Linked DNA regions of Homo sapiens: regions 1, 2 and 3 are each linked to region 4. The links are chromatin contacts, found by Hi-C or POLR2A ChIA-PET in ENCODE. All regions are on one chromosome and are shown on one strand. The core of a region is the stretch at or near the end of the contact, and the rest is flanking DNA. Distances in the headings are between cores, read along the strand shown.

Evidence for each region. Hi-C counts contacts between places; a loop is a spot of excess contacts on that map. ChIA-PET counts read pairs that join two places held with the same protein, here RNA polymerase II (POLR2A). Pooled maps may share reads with other maps.
Region 1: a loop to region 4 is called in a pooled map, with 7 times the contacts of the local background. The contact joins the promoter of DDHD1-DT here to the promoter of RPL36AL in region 4. A Hi-C loop is called at or near these places in 1 of 168 maps with a recorded cell type or tissue (ascending aorta) and 9 of 50 pooled maps. POLR2A ChIA-PET finds 5 or more read pairs at or near these places in 1 of 52 experiments (OCI-LY7).
Region 2: a pooled map shows a loop between it and region 4 (8-fold over the local background). The contact joins the promoter of PRPF39 here to the promoter of RPL36AL in region 4. A Hi-C loop is called at or near these places in 6 of 50 pooled maps.
Region 3: a loop to region 4 is called in a pooled map, with 10 times the contacts of the local background. The contact joins the promoter of TOGARAM1 here to the promoter of RPL36AL in region 4. A Hi-C loop is called at or near these places in 10 of 50 pooled maps.

What each region holds. Positions count from the first base shown.
Region 1 is chr14:53,151,918-53,154,617 of GRCh38, forward strand. It overlaps DDHD1-DT (DDHD1 divergent transcript), which reads left to right and starts at 1,437. Exons shown (of 3, transcript NR_110062.1): 1 at 1,437-1,814. It overlaps DDHD1 (DDHD domain containing 1), which reads right to left and starts at 1,406. Exons shown (of 13, transcript NM_001160148.2): 1 at 344-1,406. The coding sequence starts at 1,181. RefSeq lists enhancers at 162-211, 232-431 and a silencer at 1,252-1,581.
Region 2 is chr14:45,082,761-45,085,460 of GRCh38, forward strand. PRPF39 (pre-mRNA processing factor 39) reads left to right here and starts at 1,356. Exons shown (of 14, transcript NM_017922.4): 1 at 1,356-1,489. It overlaps PRPF39-DT (PRPF39 divergent transcript), which reads right to left and starts at 1,266. Exons shown (of 2, transcript NR_184211.1): 1 at 712-1,266; 2 at 288-627. RefSeq lists a silencer at 1,061-1,350.
Region 3 is chr14:44,960,940-44,963,639 of GRCh38, forward strand. It overlaps TOGARAM1 (TOG array regulator of axonemal microtubules 1), which reads left to right and starts at 1,251. Exons shown (of 20, transcript NM_001308120.2): 1 at 1,251-2,700. The coding sequence starts at 1,483. KLHL28 (kelch like family member 28) reads right to left here and starts at 1,008. Exons shown (of 5, transcript NM_017658.5): 1 at 907-1,008. RefSeq lists enhancers at 75-164, 679-1,193, 735-1,544, 1,194-1,708.
Region 4 is chr14:49,619,192-49,621,891 of GRCh38, forward strand. RPL36AL (ribosomal protein L36a like) reads right to left here and starts at 1,435. Exons shown (of 2, transcript NM_001001.5): 1 at 1,371-1,435. MGAT2 (alpha-1,6-mannosyl-glycoprotein 2-beta-N-acetylglucosaminyltransferase) reads left to right here and starts at 1,608. Exons shown (of 1, transcript NM_002408.4): 1 at 1,608-2,700. The coding sequence starts at 2,078. RefSeq lists enhancers at 1,210-1,319, 1,708-2,258 and silencers at 1,480-1,689, 1,990-2,099.

The sequences.
Region 1 (2,700 bases), core at 187-2,686, 3.5 Mb after region 4:
CAGATCCCCAGGTGGACAAAGCTGGTAGGATCACGAAATTAAACCTCGGGCTGCGGATCCGGTCCTGGATCACTTCCAGGGGATGGCAGCAGCACCCGGCTCACCCAGGAGGCGCTACCCCCGAAGGTATCCAGTCCTCCTGACCCCAGGCAGCTTGGGTTTTGCCATCTGCTCGTTTACCCTTCAGCTGCCGACGCTCCCTGCTCAATCTCCATCCTGCCCCAGCCAAACGCCAGGCCTCACGCGCCTCCCTCTTCGCGGCGACCAGTCCCAAACCCACACCGGTGCGCATCGGCCCATGCAGGGGCAGCCCGTCCTGCCCTAACCCCGGCCCGCTACTCACGGTTCCAGTACACCGGGTAGCACTCTCCTTGGGTCACATCCACCTCGTAGAGGCCGCCCCGCACGCACACAGGCTCGATGTTCACAAGCTCCACCATCTCCGGCTCGTGCCCCGTCGTACTCTGGCAGAAGCCGCAGGCGCGGTCCTCATCGTCATCTTCTCCGGAACTGGAGGCTGGGCCCGTGGGGGAGCACACATGGTCGCCGTCCCGGTCCCCGCCCTGGGGCCGGGCACCCGTGGTCTGCAGCAGGGTCCGGAAGGCGAGCTCGATGCGGAGCGAGTCGTAGCCGATGAAGGGCTTCCAGGTCTTCTTGTCCTCCTTGTAGAACCAGCGTACCTCCTCCGGGCCCAGCTCCGTCACTACCTCATAGCGGTGCCGGGCCGCCGGGCCGCCAAGCCGGGTACGTTTCCTTTCCCCGGGGGACCCTCCTGTCGCGCCGCCGCCCCCCGAGTTCGTCGGGACCAGCGGAGGCTGCTGCGGCGGGTGCAGCGACAAGGAGCTGCCGCCGCCGCCGCTCTCACCCTCGCTGTAGTAGCGCAGCGAGGAGCCCGACTCGGCGGAGCTGAAGTCATAGTTCTCGTCACTGAGGCAGGGGTCCAGCGCGAGGTGGTGGTTGTGGTCGTCGGTGCCCGGCGCCAAATGCAGCCCGGGTTCCCCGCGCAGCAGGGCCAGGGGCACGTCGCCGTCGTCCGGGTCCCCGCCGGGCAGGTGCTCGAAGCAGCAGACGCCGCCGCCGAACGCTGGCCTCGCGTCTGAGCCCAGCTCCCAGGCGCCGCCGCCGCCGCCTCGGCCGTTATGCTCGGGGCTCCGTGGGGACCCGCGGCCCGGGTAATTCATGCTGTGGAGACGCCGCCGGCTGTCCGGCGGCGCGCGGAGCCGTGACCCCCAGCGCTTCCGCCACACATTCAACGCCGCCGCCCTCTCCACCCGAAGTTTCTAATCTTTCAAATCCCGACCCGAGCTGCGGCGGCAGCGGCGACCGCTCCGCCCCCACGAGACCCGCAGCCGCCGCAGCTGCGTTCTGCCGCCGGCCCCATTGTCACGCAGCCCGACGTAGGCGGTGCTTCGGCCCCCGCCCCGCCCCCCGGCCGCGTGCGCCGCCCCGGAAGCCCGGGCTGCACCGGCGCCGCGCGCGGGGTTCCCCCCTGCCCCTCTGGCTGGGAGGGCAGGGTGGTGTCAGGTCGCCCGCCGCTCTTGGGCCTCCTCGGCTCCCTTCCTCCTTCCTTGCGGTCTTCATGCACAGCTGCCTCGGTCCCCCGCTTCTGGAATTCACAGCCCAGATGTGGATAGGCTTTACCCCACTCATCCTTACAATGTGGGTCATGAGCCCAGAGCCTTAAGCTACGTGTTAGGAGGGCCCCAGGATGTAGGATTCAGCATTGCTCTTTTTGACCTTAGGCCCTACTGCGGCCTCGCCTGGACGTTTTGTCACCTGGCCCTGGTGCCTCCAGACAGAACCAGGACGCATAGGTGGGTGGATACGAGGGCACTCCACCCCACACCCATCACTCACCTTGGTGTCACCACTCCCACTGGGAAACTGGAATCTAAACCTTGCTTCATATGCCATCTCATATTATTACTTATCTTTTGATGCTTGGATTTCCTGTTTTCTCAACCTCATTGCTAGGCCCTTGATGGAAACCAAGTCCATGTCAGCCTCTCCCACACAGTGGGTGCGCAATCAGTCTTAGTTGATTATAATGATGTCAAGTCCAACCAGCTGTGGTAAAGAGTGTTCGATTGAGAGGTAGAAAACAACCAGGTTCTAGATTTAGCTTTGCTAACCATCCACAGGCAAATCACATAATCTTCCTGATCTTTTTGGTTTCCTCATCTGTAAAATTAAGATTCTTGGACCAGATGATATCTAAAGTTCCTTCTAGCAATGGAATTCTATGAACTTTAAGGTTTCTTCCAGATTTTTATGCATCTCTGATTCTGTAACTCATATTCTGGGATCAAGTTGAATACAGAGGCTCCCTTATGTGGGTCTTTTTTATTTAAAAAAAATTATTTTGTAAGCACATCACCCTATGTTGAGAATCCAGAGAAAAACCATCTCCAACCTCAGTGTTTTCATTTTAAGAATAGACAGTCTTCACTATTTCTTTTACTCTCTGGTGGAATCAGATTGGTAGGGCAATTTTTCTTGCTCCTGAGATGTAACCTGTCAGACATTATTACTCTGTCATTATTTAAATCAAGACTATCTGAAGTTTGTACAGGGCCTTTGTAGGAATTTGAAAAAAGGCATTGCTTCCTGTGGGCAGATACAGAGCGGTGTTGGAGTTGATGGCTTGTCAAGTAGAATACAGGCTGGATTTTCTGCCCCAATTAGTGCCCTTAGCTGGTT
Region 2 (2,700 bases), core at 106-2,605, 4.5 Mb before region 4:
AAGGGAAAGCTACTACTAGGTGCAGTGTGATGCAAGTAAAAGGTAGGAAAAAAGACTGAATTTGGTATTTCGAACGAAAGGTGCTGGTGAGAGGATTTATGATTAACCTGCGTTGTGACAAGAAACGTCGTCTTGTAAATAAGTATTTCCAGAGGAGACAGATTTCAGATGAGGAACTTGGAGCCCAGTAGTAATACTAATGCACCTGGAACAACAGATTACATGGTAAGTGACAGGTGAATGCGGGGGCACCAATGTAACAGAATCTTAAAGGGAGAGAGGCCAGATTTGAAAGAAAATTTTTTTTTATTAAAGTGGAGATGGTGGTACAACTGAAGAGGACTGCTAAGATTGTTAACGCACAGTCCCCCTCAATTTGTCCAGAGGATAACATATCCCTTCAGATACAAAGATTTTTTTTTTTGCTTGGCCAACTTTAGTCAGGTTTCTGAATCTTCTGCTAGGCTCTTCTGTACACTTTCTTTGTAAAATCCAGTTTAAGCAAAGAACTTTGCTAAGTCAGATTAGCAATAAACCCCCATCCTTGATAGCTGATCATCCTCAATATCTGATCAGGTTCTTCAGTCTCCACCATCCCCCAGGTGATGCCTCATTATCTTGGCCTGTCTTCAGCAAAAATCCTATTAGGTGGGTTTAGCCAAAATCCCCCTTACCCTGATGTTTCCTCTTAGTAATTATACATTCACTTACCACCGCTCCTTGGCTATAAATCTCCACTTGCCCATGCTGTATGAGGAGTTGAGCCCAATATCTCTTTCCCTACTGCAAGTCTCCATTGCAGTCAGTGGTCCCTATACCTGTTGCGATGGTCCTGAATAAAGCCCTCTTTTTGTGCTTTAACAAGTGTCACTAAATACTTTTTTCTTTAACAATAGCCCGTTCTCCAAACCCCTAACTCCAGAACTGTTTAGTTTTCAGGAAACCTGAGTGGGCCCAGGGTCTATACCATCGTGAGATTTGTGGGTTTAAGGCTGAATTTCTGCCCGTTTTTAGGTAAATGTTTTAGTGTGAAAGCTTGAACAATTGTAGGGAAAACCTTAGATTTGCCCCCAAAAATGACATTTTGCCGTTTTTGGTGGGGAGGGGTCAGGGCGCTGTGTTTAAGATCAGGCGTGTGAAAGCCCCTAAACGCCCTCCTTTCCTTTGGGAAGTCCCTATGGAGGGAAAGGCAGGTAGGCGCAGCGGTCCCCGCCCTCGCTCGCGGCGGGGCGGGGCGGGGCTGCGGGGGCGGGGCTGGGGCCGCACGGGCAGCGAGGATCCCTGGGAGGGCCAGGCCTGCGCGCTGCGAACCCACGTGACTTTTTCGCCTCCAGGGACACTGACGCATGCGCATCGTGCCCTGGACCAGGCGGCCGTGGCGCGGGTGGCGGCTGCTGTGCTGGCTGTGGGGACGGAGGCGGTGAAGTGCCATCTTCGGCTAGGTCGTCACAGGCTCCGGCTCATGGCATCAAGTGGCATCCATCATAAGGTCTGCTGGGGCGGGCTCCTTGAAATTAGCTGGGGCAGAGGGTGGTACTTGGTACTGAAAGGGGCCTGCCGGGTTTCAGGCCGCGCTCTGGCCGCGGCCTCCCTCTCCCGCCCTGTTTGAGGCCTGGCTCGGATTCAGCGCTCAGCTGTCCATTCCTTTCTCCTTCCCACCTGTTGGGTGGAGCGGTGCAAGGTATTTTTTTCTTAGACCAAACGTTTCACTTGAGGGGTGCGTTAGGTAGGGTGGAGAAGTGTGGGCCTCCTTCGCCTGGATTTAGGAAGATATTTGGGGGTAATTCTAAAGCCCTTGCTTCTCCCGGAGCTGGAACACGGCTGGGGTGGCTGGAAGTGGAAGGAGCACATTTGCAGCCGCCAGAGGATTGGGAAGATAATATACGTTCTATTACTAAGGCATGTGAGCGCCTTGTAGGGCACGTTCTGTCTTCTGACTACATAAGCAACACTTTTGCGACCCTAAGTCACAGCACCCACAGCTTTTGGCAGGATACTTTAAAACAGAAAAAACACATCATTGATCCTGGCAGGATTTTTTAAGGGATTGTGCTTAAGAATGTTTAACTTTGGTAATCAGAGACCACCACTGGTGTTTTTCTCCAAAATCACATCTTTAAGTTAATTAATACTTGAAGTTAATAAATAATACTGCTCAGTGTATTAGTAATGATGCCATAATACCATGTGAATTTATGCTGATTCAAATGTTGTTTTTTTCGTTTGATACTCATATGGCCTTCTGTTTGAGGACTTCAGATTATTTAGCAACTGATTTAATCTGTTCAGAAATAAACTTTGCTACAGCTGGAAAGCGTGAGGCTTGAGAAAGCAAGTTTTGGACAGGGACGTATGAAGCTCATGTTGAAACTTAAGTGTTTTAGGCTGTATGGGAGCTTGAATGGAGTGAAAAGAACAAGCGTCTACTGTCAGGTTTTCCTCCTCCCTCTAGATTTATAACCTCATTCTAGAGTTGCAAAAGTTGGAACTTTCCACTGTTCACTCTCTAGTAGGGATAAAGTGATGGAAAGGAGTTCTGTTAAAGAGGACTAGTACTTAGATTGTGAACTTTGAAGTAGGGGTTGAGCATAGATGGCTCATAGGTGGTATGAGACACTATTTGTGTAAAGTCTCAGAATATTTTTCCTTGCTTATAATTGAATAAGAAAGAAGATGTTTAAAAGTCAAATGATAAAAATT
Region 3 (2,700 bases), core at 1-2,500, 4.7 Mb before region 4:
TTCAAATGATAACTTAGACTTTTCGCACGAGTCATTCAAAAGTAATAGTATTATTCCTTCAAAAAAAAAAAATATCTCTTCCACACTCCAAAGCATTCAGGCTCACACTAGACACTCCAGCTCTTCCACTGTGTCCGTTTAAGTATCACTTATGAGGAGAAAATGCACACAAAATTCTCAGTTCGCCTAAAATAAATAAATGTCTACTATCATTCCTAAATCCACAAGGCAGAATTCTCTTAGAACCATGATGCCAAGAACTTCCACCGCAAGTGAAATTGTCTTCGCAATCTCTGTCTCTAGGAGACTGAAAGGCTGCAGAGACGCTTGAGGATCCTGCAGGGAGGCTAGGGCGGCAGACGGAGGGGGCGGAGGTTAGGGGAGAGTCCCACAGAGGAACTGCATTAGAAGGAAAGATTTTGATAACGTCTAAGGGAGAGGCGGTTAGCTACAGGGGGAAAAAAACAGACCTATTTCCATATTATGTACGTTGTAAAGAAAACGCAAAGTGATGAGGGTAAGGAAACGTTGCCAAAAACAAACAAACAAAAACAAAAAAAAATTAACCCTCTGCGGCCGGAGGGTTAAGAGAAGTCGACAAAAGGAGAAGGGGGAGGCGAATAAAGGCCCCAAAGACCAGGAATTGAAAAAAAATACCCGATTTGTGAGCTTGGCCGTGGTCCAGATCTTCTGTCCTGATAAGCAGATGGCAAGAGGAAAGGATCGCAGTTACTCAGGGTGGTAGAGAGTAACGCGTTTACAAGGGTGACGAGCCCTGCACAAGAAGATGTCGCCTCTCTTTCCACCTGCTCCGCTCAGTCCTTTGCCTCTTACTCTAGCACCAGTGGCATTCGGGCAAAACACTGCCAAAGCCTGCACCGCTGGAGGACAGCAAAAGGAAAATACCTGAGTCTCAGTAATCACACGGGCAGCGACAGGAGGAGGAACCGCGGACAACTGGAGCCTGGGCTGGATCCTCACTAGCTCCGGTCAAACCCTAACTCTTACGGGTGGGGCGGGCAACTTCCGCCCAGAGCAAGGAAAGCGTCACATCCGTCAAATGGCTTCACCCCTCCTCCCTTCTCCGCTGTAGCTGCGTTTACAACGTTCTGACTTCCTCTTCCAGGAGACTTTGGCCTAGTCTCAACACCTGACGTGGACTACATAACCCAGCATTCATCACGGCAAGTGGATTTCCGGGTCAAGAGGTCCGCGCTGGGTACATCACCATGGAAGCAATCGGTTTGGTCACGTGGTGCCCTTGGTTACGCCCGGTGGCAGCTGTGGGGTCTAGGGCTCAGACGGGGGCCATTTTGCCAGAGGCTGCCTCCCGGAGTTGGGGGCGGCCTGGCGGCAGGCTGAAGCTGTTCTTTTGCCTCTTCTGCAGCTTGGGGCTTGGAGAGGATCTGGAAGTCTGGGCTCCATCGAGCCCTTTGGAGACGGCAATGGTTTCTTCCAACCACCACCACCTGACAACCCTGCATGGCGGCTGCCCCCTCCGCGCTGCTTCTGCTGCCGCCCTTTCCAGTCCTCTCTACCTATCGGCTCCAGAGCCGCAGTCGTCCTTCCGCCCCAGAGACCGATGATAGTCGAGTTGGGGGCATTATGAGAGGAGAGAAAAACTACTACTTCCGTGGAGCTGCGGGGGACCACGGTTCCTGCCCCACTACAACTTCGCCTCTGGCCTCGGCCCTCTTGATGCCCTCGGAGGCAGTCTCAAGCAGCTGGTCTGAGTCTGGAGGCGGTTTGTCAGGGGGAGATGAAGAGGACACTCGGCTCCTTCAACTCCTCCGCACTGCCCGGGATCCTTCTGAGGCCTTCCAGGCTTTGCAAGCTGCTTTGCCGCGGCGGGGCGGTCGACTTGGCTTCCCCCGACGCAAGGAAGCTTTGTATCGGGCACTGGGCCGAGTGCTTGTGGAAGGAGGTAGTGATGAGAAGCGGCTCTGCTTGCAACTTCTCTCGGACGTTCTCCGGGGTCAGGGGGAGGCAGGCCAGCTTGAAGAGGCCTTTAGCTTAGCACTTTTGCCTCAACTAGTTGTCTCGTTACGGGAAGAGAATCCAGCCCTGCGGAAAGATGCGCTGCAGATCCTTCATATATGTCTGAAACGTAGTCCTGGAGAGGTGCTGAGAACGCTTATACAACAAGGACTGGAAAGTACCGATGCCCGACTTAGAGCTTCCACAGCACTACTGCTTCCCATCTTGCTTACTACTGAGGACTTGTTGCTTGGTCTGGATCTCACCGAGGTGATAATATCCCTAGCCCGAAAGCTTGGTGATCAGGAGACAGAAGAAGAATCTGAGACAGCTTTCTCCGCACTTCAACAAATTGGGGAGCGACTTGGCCAAGACAGGTTTCAATCTTACATTTCTCGTCTGCCCTCTGCCCTGAGGAGACACTACAATCGCCGCCTGGAGTCCCAGTTTGGAAGTCAGGTTCCTTATTATTTGGAACTTGAAGCCTCTGGATTTCCTGAAGATCCCCTTCCCTGTGCAGTGACTCTTTCCAACAGCAATCTTAAATTTGGGATTATTCCTCAGGAGCTGCATTCACGATTATTGGATCAGGAAGACTATAAGAACCGGACCCAGGCCGTCGAAGAACTAAAGCAGGTGCTGGGAAAATTTAACCCTAGTTCTACTCCTCATTCTAGTCTTGTTGGCTTCATTAGTTTGCTATATAATTTGTTAGACGATTCT
Region 4 (2,700 bases), core at 185-2,684:
TGAAAGTGCTATACAAGTATATACAGGAAAACCGTACACATAAATGAGTAATATATAAATCCACCACGTACTCTTTTTCCATATGAATAAACGCACATACAAGTACATACCTTTTTGAAACACTTCGTTTAAATTACTGGAGGACTAATTTGTCGACCTAAAGAACTGAGGCAAGGCCGAGCACGGTGGCTCATGCTTGTAATCCCAGCACTTTGGGAGGCCGAGAAGGGCGGATCACCTGAGGTCCGGAGTTCGAGACCAGCCTGACCAACATGGAGAAACCCCGTCTCTACTAAAAATACAAAATTAGCCTGGCGTGGTGGTGGTGCATACCTGTAAGGAGAATCGCTTGGGCGGGGTGGGGAGGGGCGGAGGTTGCCGTGAGCCGAGATCGCACCATTGCACTCCAGCCTGGGCAACAACAGCGGAATTACGTCTCAAAAAAAAAAAAGAACTGAGGCACAATTCATATAAGTAGAATGTTTATTTGGGGCAAGTTTGAGGATTGCAACCCAGAGCACAGATTCAAAATGCCCTGAGTAGCAGCAGTTGCAAGTGGGTTTTTAGAGGAAAAAATGGCAGTTCCTAAATTGTCTACCAAGAATTTACATTAAAATAACACAAGCGATTGATTGGCTATACATCATTCTTTTCATGACAAATTCCAGGAACGCGGACATAATGGGTGAAGCAGCTAGTCAGGAATAAAATGCCAGGCATTAAGTGGGGAGGTGTCTGAAGTCCCATACTGCTGTCTCTCTGGGCCCGGCAAATTTTGCACATCTCAAATAATTAACAATGCTCCGAGCCATTCTTCTTTTCTCATATAGAACAAGACTCACGAAAACCGACAGCAGCAGCTTTAGGAGGCCCAATACAGTCCGTTTTCCGTACGAAATGAGTTTAATTTATTGTGACTGCTCCAAAAGAAAAGTGCGGTTCATCTAATTTTCTTCCGAAAAGGAAGTTAAGGACCAGAGTTTCTTTGACCCCCTTCCCCCCACCCACCTCCTCCATTTTCCAGCTCTAGAGAATGGCTGGGGCAGCGCGCGACGTTGTAGCTACGGTTACGACCCGCCCCGTTCCTTCTACGAGAACCACATCAGCGTAGTATCACTTTTCCCCTCCGAAGCACAGTCACCCGTCAGCAGCCTCGAGGGCTGACGTGTCCTTATCAAGCCGGCGCGCCCCGCGATTCTATAGCCGCCATGCCTGAGACCTTTTTCCTGAAGGGAGAAGCCTGCTCTCGAACTAAGGCCGGCGAGGGCCATAGGTCTCGCCTTCCCTTTCCTAAGAAGGCCTAGTCCTACCCAGGATTCTGAGCAAGGGAGGCTCCTATTGGAGCCGCTACAGCCTCGTTCTTAGCTTACCGAGAAACAGCGCCCGACACCTGGCCCTTCGCAGCTCTCGCCTTTCGCAGCTCTCGCCTAACAGGAAAGGGAAGAAACAGGCGGAAGTGGGAACTGCACCTGAGCGACAGTACTGCAAACCAATAGGCAGCCGGCCACGGCGGTCAGGCGCCTTCGGTCGCGTCTGGAAAGCACCAACCAACGGTCTAAGGGGCGGGCCGGAGGGGTGTGGGCCGGAGGGCCGCGGTGTGCCGCGGGGCAGTTGCGGGTTGTCATAACGGTCCCCGCCGGAGTGAGGCGAGGCCGCGTCGCTCAGTTCTGGCCGTCTAGGGCCCCTGTAAGGATGAGAGCGCAGAGGACGCAGGGCCGCTGGAGGCGCAGGTAACGAAGCTAGGGTGCGGTTGGGACCGCGGCTGAGCTTTTTCCGGGACCCGTGGTGCTGAATGGAGAGGACGGAGACGAAGCCGAGCCGCGGCTCCTAGCGGCGGCGCCGATGCTCGAGCTGTAGCTGCCAGGCGAGGATGTGTGGAGCGCAGGCGGCGCGGGGTAAATGAGAGGTCTCGGGCCCCAGGACCCCCGGGGCCCGGGATGAGTTAGCGAGGGCAGCCGCGGGGGCCAGTTCCGACCGTGACAGGCCAAGGCGACGGCCGCCGCCCGCCCGCCCCTTCCGTGCAGAAGCAGCTGCTCCTTTCCGCGCCCGCCCGCCTGCGCTCCCGGCCCTGGAGACCATGAGGTTCCGCATCTACAAACGGAAGGTGCTAATCCTGACGCTCGTGGTGGCCGCCTGCGGCTTCGTCCTCTGGAGCAGCAATGGGCGACAAAGGAAGAACGAGGCCCTCGCCCCACCGTTGCTGGACGCCGAACCCGCGCGGGGTGCCGGCGGCCGCGGTGGGGACCACCCCTCTGTGGCTGTGGGCATCCGCAGGGTCTCCAACGTGTCGGCGGCTTCCCTGGTCCCGGCGGTCCCCCAGCCCGAGGCGGACAACCTGACGCTGCGGTACCGGTCCCTGGTGTACCAGCTGAACTTTGATCAGACCCTGAGGAATGTAGATAAGGCTGGCACCTGGGCCCCCCGGGAGCTGGTGCTGGTGGTCCAGGTGCATAACCGGCCCGAATACCTCAGACTGCTGCTGGACTCACTTCGAAAAGCCCAGGGAATTGACAACGTCCTCGTCATCTTTAGCCATGACTTCTGGTCGACCGAGATCAATCAGCTGATCGCCGGGGTGAATTTCTGTCCGGTTCTGCAGGTGTTCTTTCCTTTCAGCATTCAGTTGTACCCTAACGAGTTTCCAGGTAGTGACCCTAGAGATTGTCCCAGAGACCTGCCGAAGAATGCCGCTTTGAAATT